Regions from separate parts of the Mus musculus genome. Here regions 1 and 2 are each linked to region 3. A link is a loop called in an ENCODE intact Hi-C map of the cell type or tissue named here. Cell type or tissue: heart. All regions are shown on one strand. Each heading gives the region's core, and the rest is flanking DNA. Links, peaks and the distances in the headings are about the cores only.

What was found. Hi-C counts contacts between places; a loop is a spot of excess contacts. Peaks named below come from ENCODE experiments on the same cell type or tissue, not always from the same donor. Only the 100,000 strongest peaks of a DNase experiment are listed, where the experiment ranks them.
Region 1: it touches region 3 in a loop (1.9-fold over the local background); 2 of 42 quality-filtered maps call a loop at or near these places.
Region 2: it touches region 3 in a loop (2.0-fold over the local background); 3 of 42 quality-filtered maps call a loop at or near these places.

What each region holds. Positions count from the first base shown.
Region 1 is chr10:96,011,469-96,022,569 of GRCm38, reverse strand. It overlaps Eea1 (early endosome antigen 1), which reads right to left. Exons shown (of 29, transcript NM_001001932.3): 12 at 10,336-10,485; 13 at 9,145-9,264; 14 at 4,361-4,564; 15 at 2,539-2,739; 16 at 850-963. Among named protein-coding and RNA genes, the nearest start is that of Eea1, 76 kb to the right of the region's middle. In heart, for the core only: no CTCF peak of the experiment used is centred there; no DNase peak of the experiment used is centred there.
Region 2 is chr10:96,024,846-96,035,946 of GRCm38, reverse strand. Eea1 (early endosome antigen 1) reads right to left here. Exons shown (of 29, transcript NM_001001932.3): 18 at 9,776-9,915; 19 at 9,060-9,390; 20 at 8,794-8,895; 21 at 7,360-7,554; 22 at 4,254-4,436. Among named protein-coding and RNA genes, the nearest start is that of Eea1, 90 kb to the right of the region's middle. In heart, for the core only: a CTCF peak has its summit at 5,107 (motif pointing left); no DNase peak of the experiment used is centred there.
Region 3 is chr10:95,933,606-95,944,706 of GRCm38, reverse strand. It overlaps Eea1 (early endosome antigen 1), which reads right to left and starts at 4,044. Exons shown (of 29, transcript NM_001001932.3): 1 at 3,735-4,044. The coding sequence starts at 3,758. In heart, for the core only: a CTCF peak has its summit at 3,976; a DNase peak (open chromatin) is centred at 4,056; H3K4me3 peaks cover 2,576 bases; H3K27ac peaks cover 2,006 bases.

The sequences.
Region 1 (11,101 bases), core at 3,021-8,020, 77 kb before region 3:
GCATATACATACATATATACATGTATGTGTATGTATATATATATATGTGTGTATGTATATATATATATATATGTATATATATATATATATATATATATATATATATATATATATCCTTAAACAGCCCCGTCTCACTCACTCACACACACACACACACACACACACACACACACACACACACACACACACACAAACACATACACACTGAGTTTCCCTCTATAGTGACAAATGTATCTCAATATTGTATCAATTTGTAACTGATTCTTAAGGATCCTGAATGGTTTCTAGCACAGTTTTATATTTGTATACAAATGGAGTCTTTGTTACATATGAAATGCTCCAGAGCACAAAATCTGAAAAATCAGGTTTTGGAATATAGAATTCACAGGTTAATAACCCTTAATCAGAAACTTAAGATTTCATGTGCTCTAAATCCGTCATTGTTACTCAAAAAGTTTTGTATTGGGGATATTTTCAATGTCAGATCTTTTGGGTAAGTAATGGTCAGCCTGAATTTCCTTAGTGGTCCACTTCCTGCTTACAAAGTTTTAAATAACAAGGATATTAACAAATCCTCATCATGCAAATGCTAGAAATTGTTTATTGTTTCATCTTTTTGATGTTTGCTCAGGAATTTTGTTAGTAATATTTAGACAGATAAAGAGCACACCTTTATGTGGTTGCTCTTATAAATATTTTCACATTATCATTTCCAACTCTGATCACATGCAAACATTTTTCCAGATGTAAGTAACATGCAAGTACCATAGTTACTTACGTATGATTTCATGTGTATGAAGGGAAGTATTAGTATGTGTACACCAAGCAAAACATCACCAGTCTTCCTACCTGTTGTTTATCCTGTAACGCATGTTGAGCTGTGTCCAAGTGATTCTGAAGATCAGCTCTCTGAGCAGCTTTTGCTGCTTCTGCTGATAGTAATAATTCAGTTTTGGCTTTAATCTGTAACAAAGTTTACAAATTTTTAATTCTATATTTAATTGTTGACTTTCCTTTCTTAAGACATATTGATTTTATCACAAAAGTATTAAAAATTAGGTGCATTAGTAGAAAGTAATAATTGAGACACTGAAAAGCACATATGTGAAATCTCCTAAACAGAAGTGGGTGAGGGAGAAGACTCCTAGTGATGGCCACCTGACAGCAGGAAGCTGTTCCTGTGACACCAACCCACAGTGCTCTGCCCCTTGTGAAGGAAACAGTACCAGGAGTTGGGATACTAGGCTGTGATCCAAGCATGTTAGAGGCAGAGGCAAAAGGATTATGTGCTCTATTCTAGTCTATGTTACATGCTTAGATCCTATCTCTAAAAGACAAATAACTTGTATATTTTTTTCTGAATTATTTTTCAAAAGGACACATCTAACGTCTACCAGTATCACAATCAACTGAACTACGCCATTTCAAGTGGTGGCTCCAAAGATCAAGGGTTTCAGTATGGAGTCCAAACAATAAAACTAAAAGTACATTTAAAATGTACTCTTTCCAGATAACTTCTCATATAAAGAGTTTTCCTTTGATGATCATTAAAAGTCAAGAAATTACATATTGAAAACGTCAGGCTTTCTACTTTGAACAAGAATCAAAGGAGTTAAGAGTTATACTCTCTTTATTAAAAGTAATAAGTACTGAAATAAGTTTAGCACAAGTCACCTCTAATAAAAAAAGCAAAAAGTAGAAAAGATATAAATATATCTGAAATTAAAATGTTTTTAGCAGAGTGAAAATGATACTCATTTAGCTAAGTGAATACAAAAGATGTAAACTATCCATGTTAAGGGTAATTTTAAGCAGAAAAAAAACTTCAAATAATTAATATCTCAATACTTAGTCTGCAGAAATAATGTTGGATAAGGTATATCTCTATACTGAGTTCAAATTAAAAACTAAAGAAAGCTATACTTAAAATAACAGAAGTAATCAACTCACTGACAAAGAACTCATTTTTGTGCAATCAGCTTCATTTACATATAGCAGTTCATTTATCCAATAAACTAAAAATCATGAAATGCTTCAATATATATGTGGCATATTTTCCAAAATCATGTAATCCGTGAAGACGTAAGGGAGCTGAGTACTGGCTGCACCATCATCTCAGAAGATGGGAGGATGGGAGGATGGGAGGAAGACCCACCTCCAGGCCCTTTACATTCATGAAGAGTGGAGACCTGGCTACTACTGCAGCCTACACTGTTGGACGTAGGCATTAAAGCCCTTCCACAGTAAGCTCGCTCTAACAACAGGCTCCTGGGTACTCGCAGACACTGCATGTGCTAACTTACCTTCACACTGTGCTGACAGTCCTACCAGGGAGGACCTTGAAAGTAGGAATCAAAAGTTACACTACAGAAATCACCTGTCCATAGGGAGAAAGAACAGAAATATCTGTGGACAAAGAAAACCTCAAGAAACTACATAATTTAATTTGTGTCATTTTCCACTCAAATGTATGCAAAAAACACGTGTATGGTCTAAAACGATGTTTTATACATACAAACTCATGGCACAGCATATTACCTGTATGTCAAGCTGCGAGACCTTCTCCTTGCTTTCATTTAACTGACTGCTTAGTTCACTGACACTGGTTTCCAGAGAAAGAACACGGTCTTGTGCAGCTCGAAGATGTGCCTTCTGTTCCTGTACCTGGTCATGCAAGTTCTCCTCGGCTTGTTTATGGCTTTCCGACTGATTCTTCAGCTTCTCCGTCAGTTGAGTTAGCTAGTACACATGCAAGAGTCTAATTACAAAGTTTGCAAACCACAACAAAAATGAAGACACTCAAACCAAACTACCCTCAGAATTCTGAATTGCCCTATAACAGGTAATTGCAAGGTTTTTCAAGTAAAAATGTTCAAACCTTTCATAACAAGCCAGTATAATAAGCCCAAATCCTAGGAACATCAAATTCAGCTAGATATTATTATTTTTAGATAATCTCTATTTAACTAGAGTTTATATGCAATAAAACTCACCTAACTTAAGTATCAAATCTGAGATCTGATAAGGTGCACACTCAGTAAAGAATGTTTCCCCTACACAAAGCTATTTCACATGGGCCCTGTAGTCACCCTCGCCCCCGCAGCTCCCCACTGACCTGATAACAAAGGGCTCCTTGCCACTGTCAGTATCTCTAAGCTCTCAGACAAATTATACTGTTTTTAGGTTGACTTTACCTTTGTAATGTTGTATTTTCAAAAGCATACATTTTAAAAATGTAGATGAAACCTAATTCATCTGATATTTCCTTTCATGTACATGGGAGGTTTTTTAAATCTACAGATGCATTTTAATGAGTCATCCTCCTCACTACTCTCAGCCAGCCTATGAGATGCTGCCCCACGGAGACGCGGGTCTCTCTTCTCTGCTTCATTTTGAATGCTTCCAACTGTCCTGCTTTTCTGTTCATTGATGCCTTTTTCCAGTGTTAGTTTCTACTCAAGTATTTTACCCGTTTTATCTTTAGCAGTTCTATATGGGTGTTCTGCCCATATAGAATATATAGTTCATGCCCACTTCTAGTCACATTATTATGGTTTGTCCTTCACACCCATAATCACTAGAAGGTATTGTAAAGTACTTGTCTGATGAGGCCTCATCAGCTGAGTTTGTATGTGAGATCTCAGTCTTAAAACAAAACGGAAACTAAGAAAACAACTAAACAGGACATGTGGCAGGAATTCATGTTACACTCTAGCTCCCCAATTAGCACCTACTATTACTTAATTTTTCCAAAACATCAGATATAAAATATTTTCAGTTATTTATTTACCTATTTTTAATAAAATATCACTAGATAGCCCTAACTGGCATGAAACTTGATATGTAGACCAGCCTAGTTTTGCACTCACAAAGATCTGCCTGCCTCTGCCTCCCAAGTGCTAGGACTAAATATGTGTACCACTGCACCCCGCTTCAGTTAAGATTTTTATATATTTCTATTAAACTGTTTATATATTTTGGAATAACAATTTATTAAAACTATTAGGAAGCTTTATATTATCCAAAGACAAATACATTATCAAAACATAAATAACCATTGAGTTTTAAATATTATACAATACTCAGTAATAGCAAACATTTGATTCTAACATTTAACTTATTAATTCATCACTCATTTCTTTTTTTAAACATCCTAGGACATGAACTACACACATCTTTTATCAAAGCACTGTACAGGCCTTCAATACATAGTGACCTACCTTGATGATAAATATATGATATAAAAAATAACATTTTAAAACAAGTAAGAAAGGTCAGGATCATGAATTTCCTTGACAAACAGCTGCCATAGCTCCCGGGGACTAGGGTAAAGTTAGAACCGTCAAGTTCACAAGCATACCTGCTGCTGCAGTGCATGATTTTTCTCTTGTAACTGGTTAAGAACAGCAGTCTCTCCTTCACCGGCCTGGATTTTTGCATAAAGATCTTCTCTTTCCTTTTCTAGTAAGGAAACGCTTTCTTTACCCTTCTGCAGCAAGGCTTCAAGGTTCTGGATCTTTTGGTCCTTATCTCCAATCTGACGTAACACTTGCTCCAAATCATTCTAAAAGAGTTAAAATTACTATTTTAAGAATGGAAAATTTAAAAAGTTATTCCTTAAACACAAAATGACTAATTGTAAATTTAATTGTTCAAAGTATTAGTCCTACATCTTAAAACAATTACATTTTCTTGTAGCAAATTAATTAAAACCACGTATTTAATAAGTCTACATTATTTATAAGCATAAATTTAGCAAAACCATTTACACCACCTTTTCCTGAGACTCTGACCTTATTTCCTACACTGCTGGCCCTTTTCAGACACATGGGACTCACTCAGTGACAACCCTGGCTCACTCCTACCTCCGGGCCTTTGGACTAGTGACCACTGCCTTAAATGTTTCCTAACACCCAAGTGATTCCCTCCCTCCTCTCCAAATGTTTGCTCAAGTGTCACCTTCTAGGTGGAGCTGTCCTGCCCATGCATTTCCACCCGTAGCCTTTTGCAACAGTCTCTATGCTGGTTTCTCTACTGTACTGCACTTAGCTCAGCACAGTAGAGCTTAGTTATTTCTCTCATGTTTATTTACTTCCTTCTACCTCCCACTACAACATAAGGCACAGAATATAAATACATTGTCTTTCTTCTTCATTAGTATATATCCAAGACACATGACACTGTTGCTCTGAAATAAACACTGAATGAAAACAACCAGTGCAGCTGGGTGTAGTGTGGCAAACACCTTTGATCCTAGCACTTAGGACACAGAAGCAGGTAGATCTCTGAGTTCCAGCCAGGTCTACAGAGTGAGTACCAGGACAGCCAGGGCTACACAGAGACCCTGTCTTACACTGGCCCTCCCCCGGCCCACCCCCACATCACTGCACTCTCACACATATATACTTATGCAAGCTTACTTCTATGCCCAGTAGGACTCCTCTAAATCAGCAAAGCCCTCTTCTTCCTCAATATCCTGCAATAGATGACATCTGCAACATCTACTTTCTACCCAGAATACAGCCCCAGCTTTACAGGTAGGCCATGCAGTGTTAGCGGCAAGTAGGCACCAGCATCTTGAATGATTTAAAAGTTGATCACTGTCAAGTGGGCTTCTCATTTCTCTAAGCTTCAGTTATGAAGAATGACACCACCTACTTGCTCTCAGCTTTTGCTCCGGCCACCAAGAACTCCTCTCACCACCTTTGACTACTCTTCTGGCATCCAAGTTCCCCAGGGCAAAGCTTTCTGCAGAAGTCACGGTTTTCATTCTCCATTGAAATCAGGTTTTCCCTTCCCGGATCCTGTTTACCCATCTCCCTCTCTAACCGGCCATCAGACTAGTCCTGTAGGCAAGCAGAGGAGGCCGCCTACCCCTGCTTTTGTCACTGCCATCCTCCTCGTAGATAAGCCTGTGCTGGTTTGGAAGTGTGGTAAATCTCCAACCCAAATAAGCCCAAGCAATGAAAACACAACTCGATTAATCTGAACACAGGCTTTGCACCTAGATTGGGCAGATCTACCACTTCACTACTATTTTCCCCATATAAGAGACCCCTTAGAACTTGTGCTTTCTCCAGTCCAGGTGCTTCTGCTCCACTTTCCTTCCTCCTCCTCCTCTGTCATCCCCACTTTCTTTCCTTTCCTCCCAAAACCTTCAGCTCCACCTTCCCCTCTCTCTCCACCCAATCACTGGCTCTAGCCTTTATTTACAAATTAAGGTGGGAAGCAGGTTTACAGGAAATCACCTGAGTGCTGACTCCTTCCTTGTTCACAGCCCCTCCCAGGAGAACGGAGTTACCATCATCTATGATTAGCCCAGGGCTGTCTGCAGCATTGCCACCCTTGACAGTTTATTGCTACCTGTAAATCCCTGAAGTCACTCAAGAAGTAAGACTTGATGATTTAGTCTTTGTCTTATTCTCAATTTCTGCAAACTTCCCACAAAATATAAAACACAGACAGAATTAACAGTGCACTCTCAACATTCATATTAACTTAATTCCTCACCAGAACTCATTCTATACTGCAATCACACAAGGATTTTGCAATAGTCTGAAATCAGGAAAACTAAAAAGTATGACTGTCTTACTCAGTGACCACAACTTCCTATCTGCTGATTGCATGACCTCATCTTCAATGCCTATCACTTCAGTCTCCTTCCAGCTGATTCATGTTAGCCTAGCTTTTCTTTCTAAACCTCAAACTTTTCTTGTAGTTCATTTCCTGTCACCTCAAAATACCCCAGACAACCACCCCACAAAATACCAACTCCAGATCAGTACTGCAATCTGTCCCTTTCCTCCCATACTTCTGAAAAGTGCTAGAATAAAGGCACAGATTTCCATAGAGTGTCTGAGTTCCACTCGCCAGTAACCACACAGAATAATCATCTCAGTGGTTTTATTTCCAGCTGTGTCTCCACCTACAGTTAACTCTGAGACACCAGGTAAGAAAACCCTCTTAGCTGTTGACCTCTACCAAAGTTTTCATTTTCATTTCTTTCCTACTCTTAACAGTAAAATCCCAGGGTAACCTACAGTTATACAATCCAGCTTAACCCCCATCGCCTTGAAATCCTATCAGGTGTTCATCTCTGCCAAATTGTTCTTACCAAGGCCCAAAACCTCCATGTTGCAAATCTAACAAGTATCTCAGTTTTCTTGAGCTAGGAAAAGAAATATAAACTATTTTTACAACTTAAATGTAAATTATATGAAAAGCGGGTAGAAACTAGAGGAAAATTTGGTTTAGGAAGAATTTTTGAGAAATAAAGAGATATGTAGGAATAGGTTTCTTGTTCATGACACTTATTAAAAAATGCTGGAAGATAAGTGACTAAAGGAATCAGATGATAAGACACTATGGTACCTCCACAGTGGGCAGTATATGTGGGCTTATCCACTGAAGCTCGAAAGACAGAAGGAAGTGTCAAGGGTCACATTCAGACAGAGGAGGCAAATATGGGCACAGGCAGACACGGTGCAATAGGAAAAAGAATAGAAAGTCAAGGTAGATCACTTAAGAAAAAAATCTCACATATCAGGATGTAATTGTAGGTAATAATAGGCCAGGATCAGCCAGGCAGGGATTCAGAGCTGGGAAGAATGCTGAAGCTTCAAGTAGTTACTGAGAATGTTAGAGTGAGGACGTCATGTCAACAAAACCCACTGAGATGATGATTCTGTGTGCTTACTGACGAGTGGAACTCAGACACTCTACGGAGATCTGTGCTTTTATTCTAGCAATTTCAACTGGTGCCCAGGCAAAAATCCTTAGCCATCCTTCCCTTTCCTCCCCAACGTGTTTTCTGGTCATGAAGTTTTGTTGCCGCATTAGAATTCCAAACTAAGACACCAAGCAACCCTGGCATGCACAGTAAGCCTCACACAGCACTTGCATGCCTCCCACCCTGACCCTCCTTCTGGATGTGACTACGACACTCAGATAGCTGTGCATCCTGCTTAATTACCATGGGCGCTGTTTGCACCATCAGCAAGCATCCACGGCAGCAGGCACTTTGTATGTTTTATGCACAGCCATAGATAGACACAGAATCAGTTCCCTGGCTGAGAATATGGCTCAGTACCGAACATATAGAGGCAATACTATTTACTGATTAAACACAGAAGGGATACATGAATCCAGGATTCTGTCTCTCTCTTTGTCTGACTCTTGTGTCATTCATTCATCAAACTCAAAAAGGAAAGATTACTTACTGCAGAAATGCCTCACTGTCCCCACAGACACCACAATTATCCCTATATACACACACCACTAGATTGCATCCCAAGAGGGCAGGCACTGTGCCTCTATATGTTCGGTACTGAGCAGTGTCTGACATCCAGCACTCGGTAATATCCAATAAATGAAAGAAAGAAGGTATAAACAAATATGAAAGGCAAATTCATTTCAAGCCTGTATCCTCTCTCACAAAACAAAACTAAACTTCTTTAACCTTCTAAGCCATGTAATAATAGAATCTGTACTAATTTAATCCAATCATTATATTTTCTTTACCTAGTTCCAGTGTTCAGGTAATGCTAAGAAGTAAAAGGTATGATCAACACATGCTACATTACATTGTAGAACTACAAAACTGTGTGTGCATGAGTGTATATGTACATGTGTGTGCACATGCATGTGGAGCCCAGAAATCAACACTGGCTGTCTTCCTCCATGGCTTCACCACTTTCTCTTTGAGACACAGTCTCTCCTGAGCAGTGATTAGCTAGGCCAGAGCCCTCCACTCTTCAGTCCTGGAACCACAGGTGAACTGCATGCTACCACACATGGCTGTTCACTTGGGTAGCAGGGTATGAGCTCAAGCTTCAGGAGCTGCTGCATGCTTGCACAGACAACACTTAACCAGCTGAGCCATTTCCCATCTTTAGATCAAATTAGGCAATATAATAAATAATGTTATCTAATAAATGTAATATACCTGAATACTTTATGAATTGCATATAAAGCAAATGTTTACAATGATTTTAAAGTACTTTAATTTTTACTTATAGAAATAAAGAGTATGTTCTAACTATCACTTAATATCAAAAGAACTCATCATCAAGTATTTTGCCTTATGTAGTTCTATCCCTACAAAAGAACTGAGGCTCTGTTCCACTCTCCTTAGTTTCCACTTACCTGAGCTTCTCGGAGTTTGGCTGTAGCACTTTGCTGTAGAGCTTGCTGTTCTTGATGCTGTTGCTTTGATTTTTCTAACTGATGTTGTAATTCAGTGGAATTTGTTACCTTTTCCTTCAACTTAAAAAAATGTAGACTGTTAGCTGAGTGAGAACTTAAGACATATTGTGATCATATTAAGCATAAGTATCTGGTATTATGTCAATTCTCAAACTGGAAAAGAAAAAATAAATTCAAGCCATATGGAAAAGTCAGCTTTAAAGCAGTTTCTCGATTTTCATTATAGAATTATAATGTCATTATTAAGAAGTCATCCTCTACCCACTAAATCTCATCCTAAGAAGAAGAAAAATCTTTCTCCAGACTGGCATTAGTTCACCACTGAATTTTTGTATACCACTATGCTAAAGTAATTAATATACAACTATGTGTAACAATAACCTAAATCAAAGTATCTGCATTTCTTTTACTTTTTAATGGTTGCATTTATGGTATATTAGGAAGGAATACAATCTGTTACCACATTTAAGACATTTTGTCTAAAGAAAAATCTATTGCTGAATTAACAAATTTTAAACTGAGTATTTGTCCAATTCAATAAAAGTCAAAATTCAATCACAGCATTTACTTTAACCGTATAGCGGTGCCATTAGAGCAACTACAAATGTTTCTGGGGTAACATTCAAACAGATCATTTGGAGGCATTTCTTTTGCGAGGTTAGGAGTTGAACTTAGGACCTGACACATGCGAGGCAACCTGTATCACTGAGCTATATTACAGACCCAAAATGGTTAACTATTAGAAATAAAACCGTATTTATATTTATAAAATAAGTCGTGTTTACCTGCTGCTAATGACCCGTACTGGGTACCTGCTGCTCTCGTTAGGAGGCGGCTCTTAGTAAGAAGAGCACAGCAGCCTGAGAAGCAGCCAAGGACGCTGCTCATGAAAGCTAAAATACAGTTTGGGCACTTCCAGGGACAACTTGGAGGAACACAGTAATAGTAAAATGTGTAATTTAAAAATGTACTGAGTGAGTAGGATCTTCTAGGTGGGGAGAAAGAAATGCTGCTGTGATGTGAACAATTACAATTAAAGTTCCTGACGCAAAGACGAATGTCACCATGTTTAAGGTACTTCACGTCTTAAGTCATCCGCTAATATCAGCTCAGTTTCAGATGCTAGCTTACCTGCTCCTCCAGACGAGAGAGCTTGAGCTGTAGGTCAGCCACCTGCTGCTCCTTTTCCATCAGCTTCTCGCTGGAAAGCTGCCGCTGTTCCTTCAGCCTGCCGTGAGCTTCCCCCAGTTGGCGCTCGGTCTCCAGAAGTTTGCAGTGTAACTGTGGAAGTATGCCCATATATGTAAGTGGACACACACAGCACCACCCACCTTACTAAACGGTATTTTTCACCAGGTAACTGTATGCCATCTTTCCACTGTATATCCCTTCACATCTTATTCTACAGAATAACTAAAACTACAACTGAATTCCAGTCACATAAATGACAATAAGTCACATATAATTATGAGCAAGCAGTGCATATTTTGTACCTGTTTTCCTTTTCCCTTGAGAACACAGCAGTCCTGAGTTGAGGCGGTAGTAACTGAGCAGTTTAAGAGCACTGTCTGCTCTCCCAAGGAATCTGGGTTTGACTCCCAGCACCCACATGGCAGCTGACAATCATCTGTGACTCCCTCTTCTGGACCCTACAGGTATCAGGCACGCTTGTGCCAGCAAAATACTCATATACGAATAATAATACATTTTTAAAAATACAGGAGATCAAGGTGAGGGATTTAAGTTATAAAATGAAACTTAAAAATTATGACATTCAAGGCACATTTAGACACATTCCTTTGAACTTCCCATGACGATTTTTGTTACTTTTCCATAGTTAAGAACTACCACACTTGACTTAATTTTTTTAATTATATTTTTAAAATTATTATTTAAA
Region 2 (11,101 bases), core at 3,012-8,011, 90 kb before region 3:
TGAAATATATCTAGAGAATGCATATATGGTTGGAGAAAAGATCAGTGGAAAAATGAAAGAAAACAATTTAAAAAGAAATAAAATTGAATGTTACATATGTACACACATTTTCTAGGATCAATGTCCCCTGGCCTGGTAAACACCTTGATAAACAAGACAGAGTTTTCTTATAGGATATATTTCATAGCTGTTAATATCATTCATTCAATAAATTTAGCCTTATATGCAACTCTGTATTCTGACCAGCTATAGGCCCATCCTCTGAGCTTCCTGTCTCAGTGGTACAAGTGATGTAAGTCAATATCATAGCTACTGACGGCTCTAAGTCTCTTGTGTGGTGGTGAACACTGTCATGCTAATACACTTTGAATGACTATGGAAGCAACCTTTGGTTGTGTTGTGAAGGAGTTTCTAGACTAGGATAATTCAGGCAGAGAGACCCACCCTAAATGTGGACTGCACTACTCCATGGTCTGGGGTCCTGGAATGAAGGAACAGAAGGGAGGCAGGGCAGATCACTCAGGTCTGTCTCTACAGATACCATGTGACCTGTGGCCTTGAGCTCTACTGTCACAGCTTCCAGTCATGGTAGACATGGTATTCTCACTGTGAGTAAACAACAAACAAACAAACAACGCTTCCTTCTTCAAGGAGCTTCTGTCAGATGTTTTGTCACAACAATGAGGAAGATGACTAATACACGTGGGGTCAGTTCCTATCATAGTTACTGTCTGCTCTAAGGCTCAGACATTTGAGGATCTGAAGTAGTGGAAAGGGCTACGTTTCTGCCTGTTAGTTACATTTGGGGATATGGTCCTAGGGAAAGGGAACTGACACCATCAGCTACGAAGGCTGAGGATCTGCAGGGAGTGAGAACTCGTTCAGCAGACCTAAGAGAGGCCCCAATTCTTACTGCAGGCGCATTTCCCCTGACAAGGAGCCAGGTAATGCAAGCCAGGGAAGGACCTCTGCCAGTCAGGACTGCACAGAACACATACTTGTTCTCTGCTACTCAGGCAGCCGGTATTAAGTCAGTACCCTGCATAAAATGGTCCTTATCACAGAAGAGTGGCATGTGCAGCAGAAACTGTACAGGGCAGCTGAGCAAATGCGCACCACCAAATACACAAGAAACCGATGTAAGACCTTTGTAAAATGCGTGACATGGCAACTGGCCTAGATGTCACCAAGATAACTTTTAAAAAATTCTTTTAACAATAAAATGTACTGTCCTGGGTGTGTGTGGGGGGAGGGGGTGGTAATAGGTTAGTGTTGAGTACTTGCCTGGCATGCATAAGACCCTGAGTTTGATCTCAGCACTGAAATAAACATGTTTCAAAAACTACTGTATAAATCTACTGCAACCATAATTGTGTAATAGAGGTTCTGGTTCAACAGGCTTGCTAAAACCAAGAAAGCAGTAGTACCCCCTAAGAAATGCTGTAAGAACCACCAAAGTGTTACTGCTTTATAAGATTTTAAATGCATGGACTCTAGAATTTTAAATGTACAAAGTCCATTAATTTATTAGTTCTTTAAAGACCAGATGAAGTCTTCATGACAATGTCAAGGGACAATGCTGTGCCCTGTGTTTGGACATCTACTTACACACTCCCAAACTGTACTACTGTGCATGCCTCGCTCACTCAGCACTGCTTACCAGGGATGCTCCCCTGGTCCACCTCTTTTCCTATCTTTATCTTAGCCACACACATGGCAATAGGCGAATCATTGAGTAGATCAATTACCAGCCCTGACACGATTATAAAATTCTAAAATCCCTGTGGTTCCAATTATTTTTATTAAACAAGCCTTCCCATACTCCTTTCAAACAAAGCCTTTATATTAGCTCTTACTTTTTCTGATGTCTGATAAAATAGCATAAAAGTACTGGGATGAGAAGAGTTAGGCTTAATTCTGTATAACCCCACAATTTTCACTTCACTTCAGAAATACATTTATATTATGAATTTGAATTGAATAGTGAATTCCACTTCTATTTTTCTGGACAAATAATAGCATAGATTATAGCCAACAGAAATACCCAGTGAGCAAACTATTTCATAAATGATCCAGCAGATGGGGCTAACGGCACAGACTAGGCCAGTCTGGTCAACCCTACTGGTGTCCGAGGAGACACTGTAAGGCTGAGGTATACACTGACAGCTACAACAGCTATGACAGAAAGCCTTACACAGGCAACTGTCACGCTGTAGAATGCTTTCTTGTCTCCCTTCGCTCTCACATTTGAGATCAGCTCACTGAAGCAAAAGAGAAAAAAGGCTGACAAAAATAGTTATCTGGTGAATAGTAAAGAAGGAGGGCTTCGAGTAAACCAACAGCTCTTCCAGTCACGGTTCTGCTCTGCTGTCAGCCGGCCTGCCTCACCTGCCAAAGGAGTGTCACAGCAGAGGCTCCATCGCGCCTGCTGTGAAACGCTCCCTAGGCCTGCCCTATGCTTTCTCATTTGTGCAGATTACATGGAAGCCCTTCAGTGGCTCCTCACTGCCTTCAGCTTACATGCAAACTTCTCTGCAAACTTCCCCTGCCTTGTTGAAAAACAAACAAACAAGCAATTTAACAGTAATAAAATGACCAGTTCTAATTTTTCTTTTTTTAAAGATTTATTTTCATTTTTTATGTGAATGTATGTTTTGCCTATGTATGTATGTATGTATGTATGTATGTATGTATGTATGTATGCCTTAACATCAAATGCGCGTGGAGCCCACAGAAGTCAGAGAGAGCACCAGATCCCGTGGAACTGAAGTTATGTACAGGCAGTTGTAAATTGCCATGTGGGTGCTGGGAACCAAACTTAGGTCCTCTGGAAAACACAGTAAGTATCCTTAGCCACTGAGCCACCTCTCCAGCACCCTTGCCTCCACACCGGACCCCACCCCCTGGCTAACCTGCCTCCTGTTGCTTTCCTTTGCTTCCCCCAGTTTCCTGTGTCCGTGTGGACTGATCCCTTGCCCTCCCCTGGGCCTGCTAAGAACTTAGGAACTGCCCTCTACACCTTCCATTCTCTTAACTCTATCCTCTCAACCAACTCACACCCAGTTACCAGAATTTGTGGAGAAAGGTATTTTGTAATTAATTTAAATGATTTTTATTTGTGTGAGCTCACACACATGTGCCTGCACAGCTAATGGGAATCACAGTCCTACAGGAAAGCAGATCTCCTAGAGGAGAGAGAATGCTTAACTGAATATCCCTACTAGCGATCTAAGCTTCTTTAAAGATGTCCAGGTTAAAATTTCATTTTTCCTCTCTGTTGTACGCTTTGTTGCTGTTGTTATTTTTATCTCAAATATAAAATCCAATTGTTTTTCACTAAGCATTTAGTATACTTAACAATTTGGAGCCTCCATTTTTTAAACATAAATTCCACTCCTGGTTGGCTCTGTTCAGTTCCTCCTATCACCAGACATCCTTGTAAAGACTGTATTTCCAAATTCTACCTATAGTTCAGGATCTACTCACATATCTAAGTGGCCTGGTTGCCCACAAGAGCCCATGAATACAACACAAAATATATACAACATTTTACAAACATAAATTTTACAGTAGTGCACTTTAAAAAAGGAGATAGCATATATTACCATGACAAGAGGGTGGGGGGTGAGAGGGGAGGAAAGAGAGACAGGGGCAGAGACAAAATATTGGGGGAAAGAGGCAAGGTGCTGGTCCTCTGTGTGTAGGAACACAATGTTCGCTTTCCTTTACAGAAAGGATATGCCAGTGTTGTATAAAATTTGCTACCTTGTTATTTATACCTTTCATTTTAATCAACATGATACCTTATTTGACCATACAGTATTATTAATTAAGGCTATATTTAATTGGCCTGATTTTAATCATTAAGCATTCCTGTAAATTAGAAAGCTGACAAAAATATAGCACTAAGAGCTTGACCATAGTAATGCACTTGCATTTCCCAGAGTTGGCTTATAACCAGCCTCTCTCCAAAGGTACTCTCAAATGAAGGCTTCAAAGGCCTTAAAAAGCTAATACCATAAGATTCGCCCACATTATTTCACTGAGTTTTTAATGTGTGTGTATATATACATATGTGTGTATATATTTATAGCTCATCTCATGATTTTTGTCATAAAACAATCTAATTTTTAAAAAGGAACATTAAAGGGGTAATTTAATAGAATATAATACTTCACAGATATTAACTTCCCTTGCTCATTAGGCAAGGGAATTATTTCCTGAGCTTTATCCCATACAACAGTTTACAATACCTTAAGGTCTTGCCTCGTGGCTAGAAGTTCAGACTCTTTGCCATAGAGGTCGGACTGCAGCTGTTTCAGGTCCGCCTGGCACTTCTCGTAGTTGCTCTGCAGCGCTGACAGTTTTCCTTTCTCTGCTGCAAGCTCCTGGGCTGCCTGTGATGACTGCTGCTGCAGCTTATTCTCCAGCACTGTCTAAAACATCAGTAGTTTTTTAAAGGAGAATGCAAATAAGAAGTCAGTCAAATATAAGATGAAACTTATACAACTAAGACATCTGAGAAACCCACTACACTGTATTTATGGCCAAAAATTATATTTTAATACAGAGCAACATATTTTAAATTTAAAAAGTCAGAGAATTACCAAACCAAGAAGTCCATACTATTTAAAATGCAAATGCAATCAAAAGAAAAGAGAGATGTTCTCCGAGGCAGTACTAGGGGCTTGTGCTCTCGGAAGCCAGGAACAACGATGCTGGGACAGAAGACACAGTGCTAGATTTCCTGAGTGACATTTTAAGGCTGAACTAAGAGAACTTCTACATAAATTAAGAAGCCACTACTGTGCTGACCTGAATATGTAGTTTCTACTTTTGAAAACGCAAAAGTAACTCTGGGAACTTCTATAAGTCATCTTTATTAATATCAGGACAGAAAATAAAAGTTTCACATAAGTTCAAAGTACTCTAAAATCAACTTATCTTCAAGAATATGTGGGAGAGATATAAAATTAAGACATATTGGTGCTGGAGAGATGGCTCAGTGGTTAAGAGCACTGACTGCTCTTCCAAAGGATCTGAATTCAATTCCCAGCAACCATATATAGTGGCTCAAAACCATCTATAATAGGATCTGACGCCCTCTTCTGGTGTGTCTAAAGACAGCCACAGTGTACTCATATACATAAAACAAGTAAATAAATCTTAAGAAAAAATAAGACATATTTAAAATATGCCTATGTAATGGGAAAACATGCTTGGCTTTTTAAAAATAAATATTCTACCTCTGCTAACAGTTGTGACAGGCTCAGGAGGACGGAGTCACTGGGACAAACAAGAGAGTGGAGAACGATGCCAAGGAGGACATACTAGGAGGAACGAGCCCCAAGGACTGTGAATTATGGTAATGTACTGTATCTTTTACAAAGAACTAGAACATAAAGAAGGACTTTAGAGCTCTCAACATGAAGAAATGCTTAAAGGAAACAGAAATGCTAATATCTCTAATTTCATCACTAAAAATTGTATACAAGTTTTTAATCTTATATTTGATTATTATCCTTAGAAGCCAGTTTGCTTTCTAATGAGAAACAGAAAGGGGGTGGATCTGGAGGGGAGGGAGGTGGGAAGGAGCTGGGAAGAGTAGAGGGCAGGGAAACAACAATCAGGGTATATTATGTGAGAAAAAAGCTACTTCCAATAAAAGGAAAAAAAAACGTACACAAGTATAGAATTATCCCTACATCCATCCTATGAATATATATGTAGTGTGTTAATTAAATAGCTACTGGTGAGTTGCTCCACTCCAGTAATTCCACATTCAAGTTTATGCCAGGAACCTAATTAAACTCAGAAGTCATTTTTAAAAAAGAGACATGATGTCTTCTTTCATTAATGTTGCTACATATATAGATGCATATAATGAAAAATGAGCAAATGAAAAAAAGAGCAAAAAGGTATATATGGGAGGCCTTGGGGGAGGAAATGAAGGGGAATAGATGCTGTAATTATCTCAAAAAATAAAAAAAGGAAAAAAAGTTAAGTAGTGTAAGAGCTTAAACAGAAGTGGTGGGGCGTGGTGGTAGTCGGAGGAAGAGAACAAGGGATCTAAGCATGGTCAAGAGCACCATATACATAACTGCACTTGCTGAAAAGTAAAAAGGACTTAGCAAAAATGTACAGAAATTACACCATGACAATTATATTCCAATTTCCGATTACATATGAAAGCACAAAAAGACTAATGTCTCTCCATGGCCCTTGTTTTTAGAAAATTATTTGTATGGAATGTAGCATAACAAACACCTGCTAAAGATGAAGCTGCATGTGTGCTGTTTCCGATCTTTATTCTCTTTACTCTAGTTTCTGGCAGCCGACTCCTAATGACATGACTGTTTAGGTTAATCTGTAGACTGAAGGATTGCACCTTCTTCTCTAAAGACCATCTATAAGAATGAACAATGAGGATGCTCACACTCAGCTATTGGATGGATCACAGGGCCCCCAATGGAGGAGCTAGAGAAAGTACCCAAGGAGCTAAAGGGATCCGCAACCCTATAGGTGGAACAACATTATGAACTAACCAGTACCCCCCCACCCCCCACCCCGGGAGCTCGTGTCTCTAGCTGCATATGTATCAGAAGATAGCCTAGTCGGCCATCAGTGGAAAGAGAGGCCCATTGATCTTTCAAACTTTATCTGCCTCAGTACAGGGGAACACCAGGGCCAAAAAGTGGGAGTGGGTGGGTGAGGGAATGGGGTGAGGGAATGGGGTGAGGGAATGGGGGTAGGGTCTGGGAGACTTGAAATGTAAATGAAGAAAATACCTAATTAAAAAAAAAAAGAACGAACAATGAGAAAGATCTTATTTTGTTCAAATGTTTTATACTAAAACCAGCCTATTCTGTTAACTCATTCTGGACAAGATGGGAACATGTTTAAGAATGAAAACCAGCATATTATCAATAAATTGTCCCTTCATTCTTGGAAGGAAAAGCATTGATTTAATATACAATGTCAAATATACTATAGGAAATCCGACCTTGCTGCATTTTTAAATACATCCCACTTCATGGTTTTGTCACCGTTTCCCCACAGTAAGAATGATTTACTGCACTGTCCTTAAACTCTTCTAAGACAGTAGAAATGTGACCTAAGTAATTGCCCCAACAGTAAACATCACTTCTATGCATTAGACTAATGATTATCAAAAATTTAAATAATAAATTAGTTGATAATTCCAATGAACATTCAGTCTTAAACCATGTATCAAATATAGGCTTTATATTTAACATAATTTTAAATATGTACAAGTTATCTATAATGCAACTCTCATTTTAATATTATCTGAATGCCCACATATTTCTTTCTATAGGAGCAGACTGTTATTATTAATACCTTTTGTGAAACAGCATTTTTAACCTCTCCTTGAAGCGCTTCAATTTGTTTTTTCTTTTGTTCAGCTGATTGCTTTAGCTGATTTATGGTCCCCTGAAGCTGTTGTTCGTCTTTCTCCTTTTGCTTTAATGTATTTTGAGCCTGTGAGACTTCTCCCTTGACTGAATTGAGTTCTATCTTCAACTGCTGAGAAGTCTGAAAGAAACTGAAACTTGTCAGACTCATTTATTCATTGAAAACACATTTTCTGAGTATCTGCTATAAGATACACAGTACTTTTCAGAGAGATTACTGAGCCTTTGGCCACCTTCTAAGTATGGCTTATCTCGTAGCAATTAGTGACATGAGCTAGCTGGTTACTGTGAAGCAGCTCAGGAATATCTATCTCCTGGTCACTAACACCGCCATTGTTTATGTGCTGTTAGGTTTTGTCAGGTTGACCTAAGCTGGAGTTTCATCTGGGAAGAAGAGCTTCAGTTGAGGAACTCCCTCCGGACTGGCCTGTGGGCAAGTCTGGGAGGCACTGTCTTGACTGCGACTGCTGTGGGCGGGCCCTGCCCGCTGCGGGTGCAGTCACCCTGGCCAGGTGGTCCTGGGTATGTCAGAAACAAAGTGAGCAAACTTTGGGATAAAGCAGAGAAGAGCACGTCTCCACTGACTCTGCTGCAGCTTCCCTCAATGATGGGCTGCGATGGGATACGTAAGCCAAATAAATCACTTCCTTCCCGATCTGTCTTTGGTCAATGTTTTATCACATAAATCAAAAGAAAACTCGGCAAATACACGAAACAAGTCATGTTTAAGATGCTGTTATTTTTTCAATTATAATGTCCTTTAACCCTATCTAATCAAAACTCTTACAGTTAGCTGATTCAGTTTTCTCTTTTTCTTAACTATATTTTTCTTTATTTGGCCCTTACATTTTAAATGATTGTTAGTGATAACCAGAACACAAATAACAATTTAAAAATAAACACATGAACCATTTTACTTAATAGAAATAAATGTTCTCCTTTTTTTAAAAGATTTATTTATCTATCTATCTATTTATTTATTTATTTATTTATTTATTTATTTATTTATTTATTTATTATATGTAAGTACACTGTAGCTGTCTTCAGACACTCTAAAAGAAGGACTCAGATCTCATTACGGGTGGCTGTGAGCCACCATGTGGTTGCTGGAATTTAAACTCAGGGCCTTAGGAAGAGAGCAGTCAGTGCTCTTAACTGCTAAGCCATCTCTCCGGCCCCATGTTCTCTTGATTTCTGTATCGAGGTGAGAAAAATTTGAAACTACAAAAGCTCATTATATTTTACATATTTGTAGTAAAATAACACTGTACCTCTTTCTCTTATATTCTACATATTTATAGTAAAACAATGTGTACCTCTTTTATTATATTCTACATGCTTATAGTAAAATAGCACGTACCTCTTTCTCTTTCTCGAGTGACTTTTTCAGGTCCTCCTGCTCCTTCAGGGCACTCTCTGCCTGTACTTGAAGCTGATGCTTTAATTCTTTACAAGCTTTTTCCTAATAAAGAAACATCACACTGAAAACATCTGCAATGACTTACAAGTGATTTATCGGTTTAAAAGAAAAACAGAATGAACTAAACCAACCCCTACACACATGCCAGTTATGGCATTTAAATAAGATAATGACTTCTACCTGAGAAAAGAAATGTAACAACTAACCAAATCTAATACAGCAGCTTTTCCTTTCTGATTTTCTTTCTCAAATTCACTTTTGGAGTTTTTTAAAGAATCCGAAACTTTTGACAGTTTTTCTTTTGTTGTAGAAAGCTCGGCCAGGAGTGCGTCCTTCTGTGCCTTCACTGCTGTCAGCTCTGTGACCGCAGCTTGCATCCTGTCCCCCAGCTCCTTGTGCTGTGTCTTTGAATCTTGACTTAACTTTTCAAATTCTTGTTTCAAGACGACATTTTCTTCTTCTTTCTTGGTGAGGGTTTGTTTGATATTTTCAAGGATTTCAGATTTATTCTGTAGATCCAGTTTTGTACAAGATACTCTGGATTAAAAAAGAATTTTAAAAATTAATGTAATATAAAATTTATCAACCAAAATTATTTATAAGTGATTACTGAGTCTTGAATTTTTAATATGGTTCAGAAGAAAAAGTAAAATAATTTTAAAAACACTGAAATTTGCCTTAAGACATCTCATTAGATGCACGCGGTCTCCTCAGGAAGGGCCAAGTTAGTGACATTTCCTAACTTAATCAAGTCTGGACCACCACCATTTACTCATCAGAGAAATTCAGGTAACAAATCCTAGAGGGTCTACAACAACGCGCGCACACACACACACACTGAAACAAAACCACACTTGGTGACTCTCTAAAGTCGGTGTGAACAACCAACACCTTAGGGATGTACAGTGGGAGGCCAGCTTACACTTCCTCCTGCTCCTGGAGCTCTCTACTCAGCTCTGCATTTCTCAACTCCAGGTCTGTGCTCAGCTGCCTCTGCTGCTGTAGACTCTGCAAAGCCTGTTCCTTGCTGGCTTTAACTTCAAGAGCATCAGCTTCTAGTTTCTGTGGGTGAAGTACAGCATTCATTTGAATTTTGACAATGCCTAATGATTATTATAACATTTGGTCTGCATACAAATTGTTAGTGACAATATACAAAATAGCTATAATGCATTTATAGAAATCCATTCTGAAACCACCACTGAATGAGAAAATGGTTCTAATTAGGGTCTGTCAGATAATCTAGAATGGGCTTTTTACATAAATCAGTGGTTATTTTTAAAATTAATTATAAGAGAATCAATTTAAACATAAATATTAAAAATGCAAATGTTTGTCAATTTAAGTTAGAAAAACAAAACTAAGTAACAGGTTATTCCCATATCCACTTAAGATATATTATCTATGTATATGCAGTTAACAACTACAAAAATAACAAGATATTTAAAATAAAATTGAATGGATTTGTCATGTACTCCTCAAACTTATACCTACTGATCTTAAATATACAACACTTAAAATTCCTGACTTTGCTTATTAAGTGTTTTTGTTAATTATATCACTGTTGTTTATACTGTACCAGGCATCTCATACATATTATATGTCTGATTTTTTAAATTTATAAAATCAAGCTACTATATATAGTTTTAGATAGAAGCAATGTGCTTTCATTTCATCAGTGTGTGTGTGTGTGTGTGTGTGTGTGTGTTCTCATGTGTGTGCCTTTGGGGAGTGTCTACAGGTGGAGGACAAATACCAAAATTGAGTGTCTTTCTCAATCTCTCCATTTTCTTTTTCTAAGATAGGGCCTGTCACTGAAGCCCGCTTGGAGATCCAGATAGGCTGGCCAAACGTGAAGTTCCAGGGATCTTCCTTTCTCTGCGTGCCCAGCACAAACACCACAGGCCCTTTCCATCATGCCTGACATCTTATGTGGGTACCAAGTATCCAAGCTGGGGTCCTCCTGCTTACACGGCGGGGCTTTACTGACTGAGAAATCTCCCGAGACCTCAGTTAAGTATTTTTAAAATGAACCCCCAAAACATAGACATTATACATGCCAGTGGGGTACCTATAGTGTTATGCTTAAATCAAGTTAGACATATCTCATTTACCTTTGCTCTGTGCTAAAAACTTTCAAAGACTCATTTTCGTACCTTTTTGAAATGTATAGAATAAGGTGTTATCTATAATCTAGTACTGTGCAACAGCACCCCAGAGATTCTTGCTCTGATTACAACTATTTCAG
Region 3 (11,101 bases), core at 2,074-7,073:
AGCACTTGCTGATCTTGAGAGGACCAGGGTTCAATTGCTAAACCTACATGGCAGTTTACAACTGCCTGTAACTCTAATTCCTTCATTTGGCCTTCACTGGCACCAGGTATGAACATGGTACACATACATACATGCAAGTTGAACCAAAATAAGTAAAATAAGTATTTTTTTTTAATTTGGCTCTAGTCTCTAGTGGTCTTTGGAATCGACTAACTTCACAGATGTAGATAAATAATCAAGGTATCTCATTTACCTTCTTCTTTCTGATTTGTAAGACCAGAGATAAATCAAGTGACCAGCAAAACAATCCTTCCATTTACATTCTGAATTAAATACATTCTTTCTTAGAAATATTTTATATTTATCAGCAAAAGAAAATGTAATATTCTTAAATTATACCATATTCTTTAAGAAAGAAATCTCACAAAGTTTGCAAACTGCCTACTGTAGTAATGCTGATCATCTTTCTGACCACTGAGAGCCTTAAGTTCAAGTATTTCTCAAAGGATCTATGAAGAAAGAATGAGCCCCACAGAGCTATAGGTTTGAATGCTTGGCCCCTGGTTGATAGAACTGTTTAGGAAGGATTAGGAGGTAGGACCTTTTTGGAGGAGGTATGGGGCGTGGAGAGCAGGTTTTGAGGTTTTAAAAGTCTCAAGCCATTCCCAGTGTCTCCCTCTATGCCTCCAAACTATGCACTAAGATGCGAGCTCTCAGCTGTTCCTGCTGCCATGCCTTTGTTCCACCATCATGGACTCTAACTTCTGAAACCATAAGACACAAAGTAAACACCTTCTTTTATAAGTTGCCTTGTTCATGATGTTTACCACAGAATAGAAATGCAATGAGGCTATACCTTAATCAAAATATTCCTTACATACATATCAGGGTGTCTTAATCACCTTTACCATTTTCCAGGCATTTCTAACCCTCAATAACACCTTTCTTTTAGTAAGCTAACAAAAGAAGAGGAAGAATAAAATATCTGTGAAGTACCATAAGGACTTATTAGTAATGTTCAAAGATGAAGTCAGAATTGATTATACATGCAATGTCCTTTTCTTCTTTCAAAATGTTATCTAAAAAATACTAATCAGAAGAAAATTATAATAGTCAAAATGAAAGATCATCTAAAAACAGAATGTTAAGAGAAGTGAAGTACAGTTAAAAGCATGGACCCTTCAAGCAACCCTCCAAATCAGTATGTGTACTTTTAATCTTGTATCATAGTTCCACTGCTGAGAAATAAGGTTGACAGGGTAAGGTTAAAAAAAAAAAAAAAAAAGGATTGACAGTTACAAAATAAAGACTCACGTTATGCCTGTTAGCAAAAACCACCTGTTGAGTTAATAAAAACACACATTATAGGATCTAAATTAGTAATATAAATCACAAGTCTTAGCATCATCAAAATACTCTTATTAAATGCTAAGCATTCAAAACAGACACATGGACAAGACAAACTTGAACACTTCAAAGAGATGCAAGGTCCTCTCCTAACTTAGTCACTCCCCACTAGAGTAGCCTCATCTCCCACCCATCCCTGAATACTGTCTCACCTCTTAAACTTAACCCTTCATCCCCCCCAAGGATCCCTTGCTCCTTTTATGACCCCATACTTTTATAAATGCTATTCCCTCTTCCTGGCATGTCCTTCCCTCTCAAGCTATAACTATGTCCTCCTTCCCAAAGCTTATCATAACTGCCTAACAACCTCCTCCAAAGTAGCTCCCAGAGCACTCCTCATTCTTCCAGTTCACAGCACTGTAATTACTTTTTCATGTTCACCCCGCCAACCAAGTTCCGAGTTCTAAAGGGAGGGCTACATCTTATTAAAAACCATTTCATAGCTCCTAGCATTATACATGGATCCTACTGAAGCTCTCCACTGTAGACGAGAACATTAACTATGAGAGACATTTCAAACTTTCCTATTGAAGGATAGATATATCCATATATCCATATATATGTGTATATGTATATACATATACATACCATGGTGGATCTCAACTAGGGGCAATTTAGCCCCTAGAGAACATTTGGTCTGGAGATAGTTTTGCTTGCCTGAAGCAGGTACAATATTAGAAGGAATGTAGCTTATCATTTACTCAATAGAAGGGATGGATGACTTTAGCTACTGACAAATGCACAAAGCCACCCCTACGATAGAACGACTTACTCACAAGTATCTCTAGTTCCAAGGCTGGGAAGCCCATTTGTCAATCTGATGTATTCAAATATGATGATTCAATAATATATTTCAGCAATAACCACAGTAAATACCATGTTTCCATTTTGACAGAAACTTCTAGATCAGATAAACAAACAACAATACGAAGAATGATCGTCATACAATCCCAGGTCTTCAGAACTGAAAAACCCATGTTTTTTGAAAGCCAAACTGTTGCCACCAGAAGCAACTCCCAAATCAGAAAACATTGTTGATAAACTTAAAAGCAAACCACAAACTCCTTTTCTCTTGGGTAACTGTATGGGGGGGGAGGGGGTGCACTCACGTGTGCGTGTGTAACCTGAGGTTAAGGTAATCAGTTCTCTTAAGCAAATCAAGCCATCAATCATGCACAGAAGCCTTTGCTGTTGAACAAAGCAGCTGATGGGGAGAGTAAAGGGTATGCCCTTGCTTGCTACCAAGGTTCAGCTCTATCAAAGTTTCAAAAAAACTACCAAAAACGATTGCAAAAGGAAAAAAAAAAAAATCCAATGTCCCCACAGAGGGCCAGAGCAGACGTTAACTATGTTTCCTCTGATGTATGACCAGATGACTTCAATGTTTCACAGAAGCTGTCTAAACAGAATCTTCCCTTCCTGTGTACTGGCTGACTCAACCCTCCTTGGCACATTTCTTAACTAAATGCTACACATTCAGTAAGTTCTTGTCCTTTGAACTAATTCTCCTACTCTCTAGGTAACATCTCTTTACATTAACCAGCTGCAGAAGGGAGCGAATGGAAGCTATCCAAAACACTTGAGTAGGCAACTCTTATTAGAAGCGATTTTAATTATGTTATTCTAGGAACTGGTACCTAAACAAAACATCTACGGCTTTCCAACGCTCTTACCTTTTTACCCTCAAGATTTCCCAGATTTTACATTGAGATAGCCCTGGTGGAAACTAAACTGGAGTGTATCTGCCGTTTGAGCCATTTAGTCCTGGATAACTAAAATGAGGTTCTGGGTCTTGGAGAGGAAAATGCACTTGTAATTCTTAAAAGAAACTTTCCAACAGTGAGTAATATCTTCCTTCTCCACCGACTTTGGCAGTTCAGCGTCTTCAAGTCCCAGGACTAGGCCGGGTCTCCCATGACCCTCCTGTACCGTGCAGATAGATGAGTAAGGAGGCAGACAGGCAGGTGCGTGTCGTGGGAAGGTGGTGGCACGCTGGGGCAGGGAAGGGCCCCGCAGCCGCCCGCAGCCGAGCACCCACGGGCGCGGAGCCGGGAGCGGGGAGCGGGGAGGGGCGCGCGCGGGCACCACACCCTCCAGCCCGTGGTGACAGCCCCGAGCGCGGGAGCCGAGGCTGGAGGCCCTCCGGGCTCCGGCCTGCGCCCCGCCCCACCCGCAGCCCGGCTCCGGCAGGACCAGCAGGCCTCGGCGCACGCTGTCACCGGGCCTAGCGGAGCTCTGAGCGCCCCCGCCCTCCAGCCCGGGCTGCCCCGCGGCCGGGCTCGGACGCTCGCGCTCACGTGCTGCCGGAAGGACGGTTTCACTCTTACCCTCTGCAAGATCCTTCGAAACATGGTTTGGCCGGCCGCCGCCGCCGCCGTCACCGCCGCCGCCGCCGCGGGGACTCTCCGCGCCCTTATGCGGGTTACTCACGACTGGAGGGCGCGAGGGGCCGGCAGCCGAGCCGGGAGGGAGGAGGGCGGGGAAGAGGCGGCGGTGGACGCGGCTTTGGCGGCCCCGACTTCCCCACAGGCGGCGAGAGGCTCACGAGCACGAGCCAGCGAGGAGGGAGCCAGCGAGCGCCCGCCTGCCGGGCCGCCCCCGTAACTGACAGCTGGGCGGGCCCGCCCGCCCGGGGCCGAGGGGCGGAGCCGCTGCAGCCCCGCCTCCTCGGCCTGTCCATCCGCGGGGAGGGCGGGGCCGGAGGGAGGGCCGGCCCGAGGCTTCGACCAATCGGAAGCGGGGCTAGTGTGAGAGACAGGCCACAGGAAGCTGGTGCCTTGGCTTCTTCCGCCGAGAGCTTGGACCTTGGGTGCCGGACCCTGCTCGGGAATGTTGAGGGTTGCCTGGTGTTCTGATGGAGAAGATGCGTGGGGACCTCACGGGTCCCGCCTGGAGGTGTCCCCCACACGGGGATGGAAGAACAGGTTTTAGAGCTAACTTCAGCTGAGCCCCAGCCTAGGATGGAAGTTTGCTAGCGCTCTTAGTGCAGCAACCCCGAGCCGGATCCTCCTCTTGGCTGGAAAGGCTGATTCGACCTCTAAACTCCAAGCCATTGTGGACCCGAGAAACCAAGGCTTACTTAACTGTGTTGGGCTTCCCCCTGCTTTTCCATACCCAGGTTACCCGCTTCCTTCCTGCTTCTGATTGCAATCAGAGCAACAATAAAACATGGGAGGAGGCTGGGTTTGGGATTAACTAGAGAAGTTTGGGTTTATCCTTTTGTGACAGGGCAAAGGTTTCTTCATCTTATTTCAGCTGGAGCCATCCTTGTTTTAAGCTGAAACACACACACTTTTACTAGCCCTTCCGTGGGAAAGCACCTAACTATGTTCTAAAAGCAAGGGGTAGAAATACCCCAGCTAACTTCGTGTCCTTGGCTTCTGTTTAACCACTTGCTTGCTTCCTCCTTCAACTGCCAGCTAGGATGTGAGTTTTCTGTGTTCTTTGTCTCTAGAAACTCTCTGTAATGTGCATTCGGGGTTGCTCTGTTATAAGTGTTTCTCTCCCAGGCAATTCCAGTGCTTGGGAGGCCTCTGCCAGGTTCTAGATGACTAAACTGCACAAGGTGAAACTTGGGATACTGACAGTACCTAGTGACCTGGGAGCTGAGAGAGCAATCAGAAAGGCTGGGAACTGGGGATGCCTAGATTGTGGGGTGGGGGAAAGCATTGAATACCTCAGGTAAGGTTTCTCTATCTGTAGCTAATAATCCTAGGGACTTGTGGAAAAGCTAAATGCAGTGTCAGTTTCTGAGTCGGTGGGGCCTCCAGGACGCTGTTAGGTCAGGATTGTGGGGGTGGGGGGGCTACCAGATTTGAGAACTTTGTCCTATTTTTGTATTGTGTAGATTGCTTGTGCTGTTCATTGTTCTTGAGAAATTTAAAATCATGGGTCAAAATTCTTCTACCCAGAAAACCCCTTGAATCTGATGAACTCTCATTTTAAGAGTCTCCAGAGGAAAGCTCACGAGTCTGGAGAACAGATCTCAACGGGAAAATTAACTACTTTGTGTACCCTTGATTGGTCTTCACTTCAGGTGGGCTGGCCTGCTGAAGGCTACTTCAGCCTTCCTCTTATGCACAAAGGGCAACGTGTGGTCTCTAATAAACCAGGACACCTGGACCAGTATCCCACATTCTGGCCTGAAGGAGTCCCAAATCCCAGAATTTAAAAACTTACTGACCAGATCTCTCCCCCAACACCACCATTTTTGTTTCAGAGAAAGTAAATGAAACTAAGGTGCAGGACAAGTGTTGGCCTCTGGTCCTAGCAGCACCGTCAAGGGAGTTATGCTGCCACCCTCTACACCTAGAACACCAGCCAGGCAAAAATACATGTCACCAGATCCACTGCTGAGCCCAGCTCACACCTGAAGCGGATCCTCTTATCAACCCCAACCACCCGATCATTCTCCTATTTCTGACTCTGACCCCCCAGTCCCCTCCTGACTCCCGTTTGGAGGCCTCCTCCCCACCTGCTCTTCTTTTAAAGGCACACCAGGCCTCCTTGGGCTGCCAGCTGCAGGACACCCCGACCCTCCCTTTCATGATCCTTCCCAGGAGCCTCATCTTTTGCCACTCTCACCTTGAGGGAGGCTTCTAGTATGGGGCTCTTCCAGGATAGGAAAGGCAGGAGACTCCCTCAGTCTGTGATAATTTATGTTCTGTTCTCCACTACTAATCTGTATAACTGATTCTGCAGTTGCAAAACCTCTCTCAAAAGCCTAGGACATCAAATAGAACAGGGTCTATCCACATTAGAAAATCTATTAACACAGTGGAAGAACAGGAGGAATCATTCGCTGATGTGGTTTTGCAGTATGGCAGGGGGCTCAACCAACTGCAGAACAAGGAGGTTAAGAGAAAAGTGTCATTTCTACGCAAACCACTCGGGAATCATTAGAGATAATTTGGTTACACTCCAAAGGAAAAAAAAAACAAAAACATAAAAACATTGCAGAAAGAGAAAGAACCCAAAATCGGGGAAAACAAAGAATGATTCCGCTTCTCATTTTCAGGATCCTCCTAGCTAATAAGTATACTGCCAGCCATAGCAGTGCCTATAGCCCTTCTGCTCAGGCTAATTATTGCCTTAACTGGGTATATTAGATCCCAATATAAACAGGTACCCACACAGAGTCGAGAGTTTGACTCGAGAAGTGTGATGCTTACATTATGCTTAAAGTTTACTATCTATAAGGGATTCGAAAATAAAAATACCTCTAGCCTGAAGAAGCTATGCTCAAAAACAAATAACTTCCTGGAATGTTAAGTATTCCTGTAATTGCTTGGTCTTGTATAATTTAACAGAAACTATTGTTCTTGTAACAGGCCACAATGCTAACCATATTTTCCATCTCTGTAAACCAGCTTTCCTTGCTCAAGATAATCAAAGTTGCAGGACAACTGTTTAATAAATTGAGCTCCTGCTTACACACACAGAATTCTAGCACATAGGCAAGATATGTGCTAACAGGTAACCAGAATGTAACCATATAGTTTTTACCTTTATAAACTCCTGACTAATATGGCTCAGGGCTACCTACATCTTGAGAAACCCAAACATACATGTAGTTCTGGTGCCCATATCTAAATAAAGCCTCCTCTTTGTTAAAATGTGCTCGTGGTCTCACCAGTGAATCTCTGGACAACCCTATTCCCCTAACACTAGGAAAGGGGATAGTAACCTCTTGTGGTTGTTTGCTGTGCCCCTGTTCCCAGGAAAAAATGACTTGAGGCTTTACTATATTTACAAACACCTTGGCCATACGTTTTGGGTAGTTCTCTGACTAGCTCATAACTTAATATCCCATTTCTTCTAATCTAAGTTCTGCCATGTGACTCATTACTGCTGCTCAGCTTTCATGTGTCTGTCTTCCTTCATGTCCCAAGACAAGTCCCCTGTGCTTCTTCCCCCCACCCCACCCCCACAAAATTCAATCTCTCCACTGGATGTCCCATCTTCTATTTCCTGCCTAAGCTTATAGGTCAATCAGCATTTTATTAACAGGCTCTGCATCCCTACAGAGCACAAGAGTTTCTCTCTACAATAACCCACTCATTCTTGGTCATGCCTGATTTCCCCAGCCCCCTTTTGAGATAAGATCTCTTACATAAACTGAAAATCACTATCACCTCTGATCAAACCCAGACATATAAATACCCAGCAAAATGTTGGTGTCTTGTACTTTGTGAGAAAAAAATCCTCTAGCTGAAAGCCCTACCAACAATCAAATAGCTTGACTAGCTCTCAGATTTACAACAGACTCCTGGAAGTATGGGCAAAAATTAACCCTGGGCTTGCCCCAACTCCAAATTCCCACAGTTGTTCACTAGTTCAGCTACCATGGTCCATATTCAAATCATACCCAGTGACTCTAGAAACAAAAAGGGGAATTTTGCCCAACTTGTAAAGACAGACATCCTGTGATTTAACCTGAAACCTGTCACCCTGGAATATACCTCTCCTGCCTGTGATTTAACCTCTGACCTCTGATTATACACCAGTCCAAGACCTGAGGGAAGTGAGTAAGAGGGTCAAGAGCATCCACTCGGTCCTCAACCTATACACTCACAAACCTGATTCCTCCAGAGAAACAGATGTACGCTGCCTTGGACCTGAGAAATGAGATGCTGGTCAACCCAAACTTGCTTCGGAAAGGACAGACCCATTGAGAGGCTGTAGTGGGCAACTTTCTTGGACCAAGTTGCCCCAAGGATTTAAAAACTCTCCAGCCCTATTTGATGAGGCACTAAGCTCTGAACTTTTGCCCTTCCATCAGAAGTTTCCCAGGACCATACTCTTATAGTATGTAGATGACCTCCTCTTAGCCTCTGAGGCCAAAATAGCTCATAAAGGAGTCACTGAGGGACTGCTGCAAAAGTTAGAGACCTTGGGCTACAGTGTATAGGCTAAGGAAACCCAACTTTGTAGTTCAGAGGCTACCTTTCTTGGTTACCAAATGAAGGGAGGCAAAAAGGATCTTGCCTCAGAGTATGATTGCTGCCATCCTTCAGATCCCAACCCCCAAAATCTAAGAGACAGGTTTGAGAATTCTTAGCTGTGGTTGAGCATTGCTGCCTCTGAATACCAGAGTTTACAAAAATAGCAAAGCCTCTGTATACCAGCACACAGGGGGCACCCAGCTGCTAATCTGGACTAAAACTGAACAAAAAGTATTTGATGCTTTAAAAACAGCCCTGACCTTGCCTCCAGCCCTAGTACTTCTGATGTCTCAAACCTTTTTTTTTTTTTAATCTATTTTTGTTTTGTTTTAACAAAACAAAAGGCATTGCAAAGGGGATCTTAATCCAAACTTTGGAGCCATTGAAAATGCCCTGTGACATACCTGTCCAAATGATTGGACCCTCTGGCCTCAGGATGGCCCACTTGTCTAAGAGCTGTGGTACCTATTGATATCCTAGTGAAAGACGCAAACAAGTTAACTCTGCGTTAGAATCTTATACTCACAGCACCTTACACAGTTGAGGCCCACCTCTAAGGAATACCAAACTGCTGGCTATCTATTGCTCTGTGACCCATAACAGGCTCTACTCCTGGACTATCTTCAAGTCTAGTTTGAGAAACCCATCACTACCAATCCTGCTACCTACCCTCTTACCTGATGACAACCTGCACATGCTCGTACATGACCATCTTAAGGTAACCATGGTGGTCTAAGGGATCCACTCAGATGCAGTGAACGCCCTTCTGGAAGATCCTAATGCAGTCCTTTGCACAGAGGGGAACAGCTTCATTAAAGATAGAATCAGGTACTCAGAGGCTACAGTAGTTATTTCAACTAAGTGATTTAGATCTAAGCCTTAGGAACAGGTCTGAAAGCAGAATTGATCATTCTAACCCAAGTTCTCAGATGGGGAAATGGAAAGTCCATCATTATGTACACAGTCACTGTGAGTTTGCTACTTTGCATATCTGTTGTATGATCTATAGAGAAAGAAGGCTCTTCATTACTAGGGGAGGAAATCTTGGACTTCCTAGATAGTACTAGGCTTCCCCTACAAGTTGCTATTCTTCACTACTGAAGACATCAAAAAGATGATTCCCCTAAGGCAAGAGGTAAGTGAGCCACTGACCTGGCATCCCCAACAATTGTCCCTAAAACCAGTGGGGTCTACTAATATTCTGGTGACACACCCAAACTGGCACTGCCTAAACCTCTGGTACAACAAAGAGGAGAGGATACAAAAAGAAGGAGTAAACAGCTCAAACCCAGCATCAGAGTCCTATGTCCTGTCCCAGAAGCTGATGAATCCCCATTTCTATTTTCTAATTTTGACAAGGTTCACCACTTAGTTAATCATTCCCATCCAGAAACTAGCCAGGATTACTGGTTAGACTTAGAACCCTAGTCCCCATACCTCATAAGGATAGGAACTAACCATACTGTGAGTTACAAAATCCATTGTGCTAGGGACAGATTAACATTGGAGGACTTACAAGGAAAGAAAACTTACTAATATCCAAAACCTTTAACCTAGACACTTCCCCTTGTTCTGATGCCTGTTATTGTATTTCAGGCTAATACACTTGGGCAACAGCAGTATTACCAAGCTTCTGAGACTACTTGGTGGTCATGTACTAATAGTTTGACTAAATGTGCTTCGTCTGATGTTTTCCAAACTAAGAAAATCATTTTATATGCCTGTACAAATATTCTGTCCCAAGTATACCCAATAATGTTGAAGAAGAGAGTATATATTTTAATATGGTCCATGGACTACAAAGAAAAAAAAAGCTTCACCAATTGTCATCCCACTCTTGGTCTATGCAAGCATAGCTGGTTCATAAGCACATCAGCCTTTATCATGGGAAATTAAAACTTAAGGAACTAGATATAACGGTTGATCGGAGATAAAGGTATTAAAAGTTTGCATTACTGAATTAGAACAACAGATTCCCTTGCAGACACCATCCTACAAAATCTGAGAGAGGCTTAGACTTCTCATGAGAGAAAGACATATGGTCTGGCTTTGGAAGAAACCTGTTGTTTCTATGCTAATCAATCAGTGTTGGGGATTGGTTCTAATGCTTTGAATTAATCTGGCCCCTAAAATCGGGAATCTGTATGTCTAAATGGTGAGGGTCCTTGTCCCCAATTGTTTTTTGATTGATCAATAAAGAGACAACAGCCAATGGCTGGGCAGGTAGACGGAGGTGGGACCTATATATTTGCTCTCTAGGAATTGGGAGAGAGGAAGCAGAGAATTGCCATGATTCAGAGGGAGATGGATCAGATTTAGAGGTGCATAAGGAAAATCACCCGAAATGTAGGTGAGAAAGAATGTGGCCCCCAAAAGGGCTGCCCAGAAGTGTCTTGGGCATCAGAGACTAGAGGGCTGCCTGGAAGGAGCCAGGGAAACAAAGATAAAATATAGAATTATGTGAGGAGCTGCCCTCACATTCGCCATTACAAGATGGCGCTGACATCCTGTGTTCTAAGTAGTAAACAAATAGTCTGCGCATGTGCCAGGGTAGTTTTCCACTCCATGTGCTCTGCCTTCCCCGTGACAACTCGGCTGATGGGCTGCAGCCAATCAGGGAGCGACACGTCCGAGGCGGAGGACAATTCTCCATAAAAGGGACGGGGTTTTGCCATTTGCTCTCTTCCTCCTGAAGAAGTAAGCGATAAAGCTTTTGCCGCAGAAGATTCCGGTTGTCCTGAGTGTGTTCT